3 separate regions of the Homo sapiens genome follow, and regions 2 and 3 are each linked to region 1. A link is a contact called in ENCODE Hi-C or POLR2A ChIA-PET data. All regions are on one chromosome and are shown on one strand. The core of a region is the stretch at or near the end of the contact, and the rest is flanking DNA. Distances in the headings are between cores, read along the strand shown.

Region 1 (2,700 bases), core at 201-2,700:
ATAATAGCACGAGATTCGCAGCGCGAGTGGAGCTCAAAGTGCAGGGTTGTCCCTGGTGAACCTATCACTTTTATATTTATCCTTTGATGAAGCCAGTACAATTCCTACCTGGTTAACCAGATACATCCCACCTCTTCCCTCGAGTTCGCCCTTCCCCCCGCCTCGTGAAGTCCTTGTTCTCTTAGCTGTCTTGAAAATCCTATGCATCAGCATGTAGGAAAGGGCGCGCCAGGCGGGGGAAGCCACCCCCGCCCAAGCGCCTCCGGCTTCCCTTATAAAGGGAGGGCCCCCTTCGCGACCGCAAGCGCGCCCAGGAAGACCACAGAGCCGCCGGTGCGCAGCGAGGTGGCGATACGCGCCCGGGCTCGGCCTGCGGGTGGTGGCCCAAGCGTCCGCCTCGCTGGCCTGGCAGGCGCGACTGTGCGTGCGCAGCCGAGGGTGGTGGCGGCCGGCACCCCACGCCAAGGGTGGTGGTGGCCGGCACCCCACCCTCGGCCGCCGCCTCCGCGTGTCAGGTGCCGTGAGAAGCGCGGGAGGAGCGGCCGCAGGCAGCGCCCAGGGATATGACTGGAGCCGACTTTCCAGAAGCGGCGCACGCAAAGCCCAGCTCCGCACGCAAAGGGGAGGCGACAGCAGAAACTTCAACCCGATAAAGTTCGCCGGAGCGCGGAGATTCGCCTCCTCCTGCCACTCTCCGCCCCGCTCGGGTCCCGCCCCGCTAGCTCCCCCAGGCCCCCCCAGTCGCCCCAGCTTGGCTCCCCGCCCTGCGCCAACGGCTTCCATCGCAGCCTGGGCGGCCCCGCGCCCACCAGCGGGCGGCGCCACCTGGAGTGGCCTCTACGCGGGAAATCTCAGGGCCAGCTGCGCCCCAGGAGCCTTTGTGTGCCCAAGCACTGTCGGGGCCCCGGGGCGGGGGAGCGGCTACTTTTAGGGATTCCTGATCTCGCCGCAAGAACTGGAAAAAATTTAGCATGCCAAAGAGCCTCCACTGAGGTGGCAATTTGTTTGCGAGAACCTAAGATAAAATTTAAACAACCAACCAGGGGCGCTGTGAGGCAAACCGCTGCCACTACACTGGCTTTCCGGGAAGCAAGCTCAAGTCGCGGAGAGGGAAGGGAGGTCGTGCGCTCGGGGCGGGGCGCGCTCCCAAGTCGAGCGCAGCGGCCGGGGCAGGTTGTACCGAGCGTGGTTCTGGGGACACCGTGCGGCCTCGATTGGAGGTGGCTGTGATGAAGCGCGGTTACCGCACAATGGAAACGTGGGCACCTCCGCTCCCATGAAAGCCTGCTGGTAGAGCTCCGAGGCCGGCCGGTGCGCCTGGACGGGAGTCCGGGTCAAAGCGGCCTGGTGTGCGGCGCGCCCCGCCCCCCGCAGGCCCCGCCCTGCCAGGTCGCGCTGCCCTCCTTCTACCCAGTCCTTAAAACCCGGAGGAGCGGGATGGCGCGCTTTGACTCTGGAGTGGGAGTGGGAGCGAGCGCTTCTGCGACTCCAGTTGTGAGAGCCGCAAGGGCATGGGAATTGACGCCACTCACCGACCCCCAGTCTCAATCTCAACGCTGTGAGGAAACCTCGACTTTGCCAGGTCCCCAAGGGCAGCGGGGCTCGGCGAGCGAGGCACCCTTCTCCGTCCCCATCCCAATCCAAGCGCTCCTGGCACTGACGACGCCAAGAGACTCGAGTGGGAGTTAAAGCTTCCAGTGAGGGCAGCAGGTGTCCAGGCCGGGCCTGCGGGTTCCTGTTGACGTCTTGCCCTAGGCAAAGGTCCCAGTTCCTTCTCGGAGCCGGCTGTCCCGCGCCACTGGAAACCGCACCTCCCCGCAGGTCAGTCTGTCTGCCGAGGCGCTGCCCGGCGACCTCTTCAGATGGATTATTACAGGTAGCGGGTGGCGTGGTAGGTACTTTAAAGGAAATCAAGCGCCACCGCCTCGATGCCCGCAGCGTTGTCCCCAGATTGCAGGAACCGTTACGCGCCTTGCGGGGAGGGGAAGGGTTTGGCGCTGGGTTACAGCGAGGTGGAAACACGCCCCTTCTCTTCTCCAAGGGAGAGTGGGTTGGGGATGGGAAGGGGCGTCTTCGGCCATTTCTCCAGAGAGTCAGCTCCGACCTCTCCACCCAACGGCACTCAGTCCCCAGAGGCTGGGGTAGGGGCGTGGGGCGCCCGCTCCTGTCTCTGCACCCCTGAGTGTCACGCCTTCTCCTCTCTGTCCCCAGCATGGGCACCAGCCTCAGCCCGAACGACCCTTGGCCGCTAAACCCGCTGTCCATCCAGCAGACCACGCTCCTGCTACTCCTGTCGGTGCTGGCCACTGTGCATGTGGGCCAGCGGCTGCTGAGGCAACGGAGGCGGCAGCTCCGGTCCGCGCCCCCGGGCCCGTTTGCGTGGCCACTGATCGGAAACGCGGCGGCGGTGGGCCAGGCGGCTCACCTCTCGTTCGCTCGCCTGGCGCGGCGCTACGGCGACGTTTTCCAGATCCGCCTGGGCAGCTGCCCCATAGTGGTGCTGAATGGCGAGCGCGCCATCCACCAGGCCCTGGTGCAGCAGGGCTCGGCCTTCGCCGACCGGCCGGCCTTCGCCTCCTTCCGTGTGGTGTCCGGCGGCCGCAGCATGGCTTTCGGCCACTACTCGGAGCACTGGAAGGTGCAGCGGCGCGCAGCCCACAGCATGATGCGCAACTTCTTCACGCGCCAGCCGCGCAGCCG
Region 2 (2,700 bases), core at 65-2,564, 590 kb before region 1:
CAGCTAATTTTTTTGTATTTTTAGTAGAGACAGGGTTTCACCATGCTGGCCAGGCTGGTCTGGCCAACATGTAACCATGAGCCAAGTTACATATCTTACGTATCGGAAGAACCAAACAGACAGAATGACACACCAAAAGGAAAACCTCAAACCTCCTCTCCAGCAGAATTTGTCTACGCCCCAACCACTGAGCAGAGAGTATTAACTCTCAGTTTCCCTTTGCCAGCTTTATTTCACACCTCATTTTCTGTCTAGTTACACCATGGTGCTAAGAGAGCATGATGTACATTTTCCTTTGCTGCAATCAAGCTGCAATTGTCATTCTTTATTTATGCAATTACTGAGTTAAAGTCTATCTCCCCAGCCAAACCGCAAGAGTGGGGACCTTGTCTGTCCTGTTTAATGAGGTCATCGGATTAATAGAGTTGTCAAATGTATTAATTAATGCCTGATCCTAATTGCCCATGGATTCTGGGATAAAAGTCCATCCTAGTTGGTAGGAGACCTGATCTCTGAGAAGACACTGAGTTGGTCTTCTCTATTTTGTTCCTAAATGGTTATTGGGTAGCTGGTGTACTAGGCAACCACTGAGCTTAGTGGAGCATTTCTGAGACAACCAGGCCTCAAAGAGAATCTGATCAAGGAAGAAGGAAGTAGAAGAGGCAAGTATTTGAATTTCCTTCTTCAGAAGGGAAGAAGTGGGAGCCACACCCCCTCTTGCCTGCTCTTTCCTCTCCAGCCTTCTCCAGGTATCAGGCAGTTCAAAGATTAGGCAGTTCAAAGATCGCTCCAGGATCGCTGAAGTGTATCATACCATCAGCTGACCTTTTACGTTAACTGGGGCAAAGCCTGAACGGATAACCAGAGGCCAACTGCCATAGTTTATTTATTACAGTTTTTCCCAAATGCTGGATGGCCACACGGCCCTCTATGATGCATGCGCTTGCAAGTCAGACGGTCCCAAGCTAGGCGACTTTCCCCCTTGGTCCCTCGCATTGCAAGTGGCCCGCTAGATCCGGGAGGTATGTAGCGTGGGCCTGGGGCCTGCTCGCAGCCCAGGGCACAGTTCAACCCACCTTCCAACTCGGCGAAGCCAAGCACCACGTCCGAGGCTCTCCCCTGCCTGTCTTTGACCTCTAGGGCTGTGATCGTGCAGCCCCAGGAGATGATGTCCACTCTCAAGAGGTCTGACTGCAGCTGGAACTTCTCCACTGTCCCTCCTCCCGAGGGCAGCTCTCCAAACACGGCCCTGGTCACCGAAGCCATAGGGAAAGTTTGGCGTGTGCAGCCACTGCCCGCTCTTCAAACTCCAGCGCTCGCTAAGCTAGAGGCGACCCAAGTTTACAGGAGAAGGGGCGTGACTCGGCTCAGACTCCTCCCTTTCCCTGCCTGGATTTAGGGAGTGACCGTTCCTGCAAAAAATAGCCCCTGGGGCCTTTCTAAATCAATCATTTGCCTGAGGGTAACAAGAGGGGCAAACTTTGCAGCCACACTTGTACTTTTTTTCCTTGGCTCGTCCTGGTTGCATTGCATGTTGGGAATGGTAGTTTTTGGGAGGTGAAATTGCATTTTGGGGCTTGTAGTCTTTCTAAACTCGAATCCTGGGTTGACGGGGTTCTACCCCCATCTCCCCACACCTCAACATGTAATGAGCTGGTCATTAATGTCGGTGGCTATCAGACGAAGAATGGGAAAATACAGATAGCAGACTTACAGTGAGACCGATCTTGGGAAAAAATTAGATTTTAACTCTTTGATACAGGGGGTAAGAAGTACAGCAGTAGTTGGCCGGCTCGGTGGCTCACGCCTGTAATCCCAGCACTTTGGGAGACCGAGGCAGGCGGATCACGAGGTCAGGAGATTGAGACCTTCCTGGCTAACACGGTGAAACCCCGCCTCTACTAAAAATACAAAAAAAAAAAAAAAAAAAAAAAAAAAAAAAAATTAGCTGGGAGTGGTGGTGGGGGCCTGTAGTCCCAGCTACTCGGGAGGCTGAGGCAGGAGAATGGCGTGAACCCGTGAGGCGGAGCTTGCAGTGAGCCGAGATCACGCCACTGCACTCCAGCCTGAGTGACAGAGCGAGACTCCGTCTCAAAACAACAACAACAACAACAACAAAGTACAGTAGTAGCTTAGAAATGAGGTAAATCATCTCAGGCTTCTCTGCACACAGACTTACTGAAGATTCACTCTTTTTGTCCCACGGATGAAGTCCTGGACATGGTTCTGTTAGAGCCACTGCCCAGAAGGCTCTCCTGACGGCCAAAGCTGTGCCAGCCTCGAGGAGCTTGGACCAGACAGGGTCAGGTAGATGGATTAGGCCCTCGGTGTGCGGAGGTGATTAGAGACAGCCTCAGACTTATTTTACTTCAAGGGACTGGAAAGGGACCTCTGGTGTCTTCTGGCTCCTGAAGTCCACAGTTCCTTTAAGAAGGGATTCAGGGAACAAGTATTGATTGAGGTCCTTGTAAATGCCAGGTACTGAACCTTTGTTATCTCCTTTTCTACAAGTAGGATGGAGTCTTCAGGTATGTACAGTTGGAGAGGAAAGACACTAAGGTTATTAAATAATTGTCTTGCTTGATTGTGTCTCAGAATTTGCTGAGGACATTTAAAATGCATATTCCCAGTCCCCACCTCTGGAATTTCTAATTCTGGAAGTCTAGGGTGAAACTCAGGAATCTGCATTTTTCATGTTCC
Region 3 (2,700 bases), core at 87-2,586, 750 kb after region 1:
TTAAATCCGAGGACATCCATTAAGAGTGATGATTTTGTATCAAAAGTAGGGGCTAATTTATGTTTATTTTTCTTTCTATTCTTGAAAACTGCCCTCTTGGCTGGGCGCGGTGTCTCACGCCTGTAATCCCAACGATTTGGAGGGCCGAGGCGGGCGGATCTCTTGAGGTCAGGAGACCAGCCTGGGTAACACAGCAAGAGACCTCGTCTCTACAAAAACTAACTTAAAAGTTAGTGGGGCGTGGTGGCACACGCCTGTAGTCCCAGCTGCTTGGGAGGCTGACGCAGGATAATCACTTGAGCCCAGCAGCTCCAGGCTGCAGTGAGCTATGATCGTGTCACTGCACTTCAGCCTGGATGACAGAGTAAAACCTTTTCTAGAGAGAAAGAAGAAAGAGAGAAAGGGGAAAAGAAAGAAAAAGAGAGAAGAAAGAAAACTGCCCTCTTGATTGTAGTCCCTCTGATTGTTTCAATATATTTAAGTACTTTTGGGATAAAATGTTGACATAAGGAGAATCATGTGGCTTCTGTGACAATGCCTGTCAGCTTCTCAGGCCTTTCTCTCACATAAGACATCGAAAATTTATGCACAGTGTATTTTCCCTCTAGATCCTTATGCTGCTGACTCCCACTCCCGCCCCACTCACCCGACACGGTCATACTTTGTTTTGGAGCAAAACAAATGTTAACATTGTGTTTCCAGACACCTGGAAGCCCAGGTTTGGTGATTCTGGACTGCACTCCACTTTGGTGGTAGGGTCACATTCGCGTTTAAAGGCCGACGGGGAGGAAACACCGAGCACCGGGAAAACCCCTGCAGTCACCGGAACGTCGGGCTTGGGACGTGCCGGTTTGGGCGCCGAGCTGCGGTGCCGGCGGCCACCCCGGGGGCAGGCAGCAGGGAGGAGCATGCGGGAGGGCTGTGACATCTCAGGGTGGAAGCAGCTCTCTGCTCTGGACGCCTTACAAGTCCCCCGTTCCAACTATCACCTCTGGCCCATTGTCGCCACCGCCTCCCTCAAGAGTGCACGGCAGTAGAGGAAAAGACAGTACCGTCGGCAACAGCGCGATCAAGTACCGCGTGTAACTGATAGACACGCTCGCGACTCCCGCGGCGCCCCTGCCCCGTGCCCCCGCGCTCACGAAGACGCCCGGAACTCGAGGGTGCGGAGCCAGCCCGACTGTACCCGGCGCTCCCGGCGCCCCTTCGCGGGGCAGAGACAACCCCGACCTCCCGCCGCGGCCACCTCCCGGCGGGCGCGGGCCGAGGAACTACAGCTCCCGGCAGGCCCCGCGCTGGCCGCGCGCCCCCGCCCCCCGCGCGCCCCGGCCCCCCGCCCTCCGGCCCCAGGACGGGACGGGGAGGGAGGGAGGAAGGGGCGCCGGAGGCGGGCGGGATCCTGCGAGGCGCGTGAAGCCTCGCTGGCGCCTCGTCCGGTACTCAGACGCTGGCGGGCGCAGTTTCTCACGACGGGCCGAGCCTGCCACTGTAAGTAGTCGCCTCGGGGAGCGCTGAACAGACACCGAAAAAGTTCGCGCCGCCGCCGCCGCCGCTTTGTTCTCCCGGCCCGTCGGGCTGAGGCGGCGGCGGCCCCTCCCCCATCCCCCAAACCCCCAACCCCCCAACTGCACGCGGCGGCGGCGGCGACAGGACTCGGACCCCGCGCCGGGCTGGGCGGTGTCAGCCGCGCTGGGCGGGAAGTTGGGGGAGCGCGCGGCGGGAGGTGGGCGGCTGAGGGGGAGCGGGGGCGCCGCCGCAGCCGCCAGAGGGGCCAAGTTCCGGCGTCCGCGCGGAGGGCAACTTGGGTTCGCGCTCCGCTGGAGACCACCGCGCCCGGCCCATCGGAGGCGATCCGTTCCCGGGTCTCCCAAACTAGTTCCCGAAGCCAGACCCGCGGCGCTCGCAGTGCCGAATTTTGGACCAGCTTTTTCGTTTCATTTCCTCACTTTGCGTTGTAGTCGTCTCAAAGGGGTGAGTAAATGGTGCTTGGAGAATGTAAGCCCCTCGCCCCAGTATCCCGACTGCGTTTGGATTTGCTAGTTGCAGCATTGTTCCGAGTTGCTCCCTCCTGGGAGGTTTTCCTTAAGCTGAAACACTGAGGAGTGCCACTGTTTCTTTGAGCAGTGAAAATAACCATATACTACTGTATTGCCGGTTGGGTATTTTATTTCAGGTGAACGCAGTCAGAGGCATAGGCCTTGCCGTCTGCAGGCACACATACGATTCAAGCGACAAGTGTGTGCGCGCGACCTGCCGACTTTTCCACACACAGATTGATGGCATGGACGTAACTGTGTCTTCAATCACACCCATCCCCACAGGAAATAAGACTATCGGTGTCATCTTTGATTAGGAAGGATAAGTTACACCCTGAACTGCTGCTTGGTGCGACACAGCTTTTATGAGACATAGCCACAAATGGAACAAGAACTTTTAAATGCCTTAATTTGTATCCTAGAAAATGTTATTTTATTCCTCTGAAACTTTTTTTTTACCCTTCTACTTAATGTCGTCGTTCTTACATTTTTAGCGATTTTCATTTTCCTTAGCTTTGCTGCAGAAGGCGTCCATAAAGTTCCCCCGACTGAGATCTAGGCCAGTTTTTCCTTGTCAACGAACCCTTGCTTCCTTCCCTGTTAGATTCCGAGTTAAGATCAAGCATGGACATTCAGCCAAGAAGTTAGAAGATTTTCTAAAAGT

The links. Hi-C counts contacts between places; a loop is a spot of excess contacts on that map. ChIA-PET counts read pairs that join two places held with the same protein, here RNA polymerase II (POLR2A). Pooled maps may share reads with other maps.
Region 2: a pooled map shows a loop between it and region 1 (9-fold over the local background). The contact joins the promoter of GALM here to the promoter of CYP1B1 in region 1. A Hi-C loop is called at or near these places in 7 of 50 pooled maps. POLR2A ChIA-PET finds 5 or more read pairs at or near these places in 2 of 52 experiments (BJ and activated T-cell).
Region 3: a loop to region 1 is called in a map of endothelial cell of umbilical vein, with 6 times the contacts of the local background. The contact joins the promoter of PRKD3 here to the promoter of CYP1B1 in region 1. A Hi-C loop is called at or near these places in 1 of 168 maps with a recorded cell type or tissue (endothelial cell of umbilical vein) and 7 of 50 pooled maps.

Annotation. Positions count from the first base shown.
Region 1 is chr2:38,074,901-38,077,600 of GRCh38, reverse strand. CYP1B1 (cytochrome P450 family 1 subfamily B member 1) reads left to right here and starts at 1,450. Exons shown (of 3, transcript NM_000104.4): 1 at 1,450-1,821; 2 at 2,212-2,700. The coding sequence starts at 2,213. RefSeq lists silencers at 335-454, 1,365-1,454, cis regulatory regions at 498-527, 1,448-1,455, an enhancer at 429-627 and a promoter at 94-1,469.
Region 2 is chr2:38,664,728-38,667,427 of GRCh38, reverse strand. It overlaps GALM (galactose mutarotase), which reads right to left and starts at 1,314. Exons shown (of 7, transcript NM_138801.3): 1 at 1,077-1,314. The coding sequence starts at 1,266. RefSeq lists enhancers at 537-1,049, 1,050-1,562.
Region 3 is chr2:37,323,469-37,326,168 of GRCh38, reverse strand. It overlaps PRKD3 (protein kinase D3), which reads left to right and starts at 1,336. Exons shown (of 19, transcript NM_005813.6): 1 at 1,336-1,488. PRKD3-DT (PRKD3 divergent transcript) reads right to left here and starts at 1,088. Exons shown (of 2, transcript NR_183394.1): 1 at 647-1,088. RefSeq lists a silencer at 976-1,605 and an enhancer at 2,246-2,325.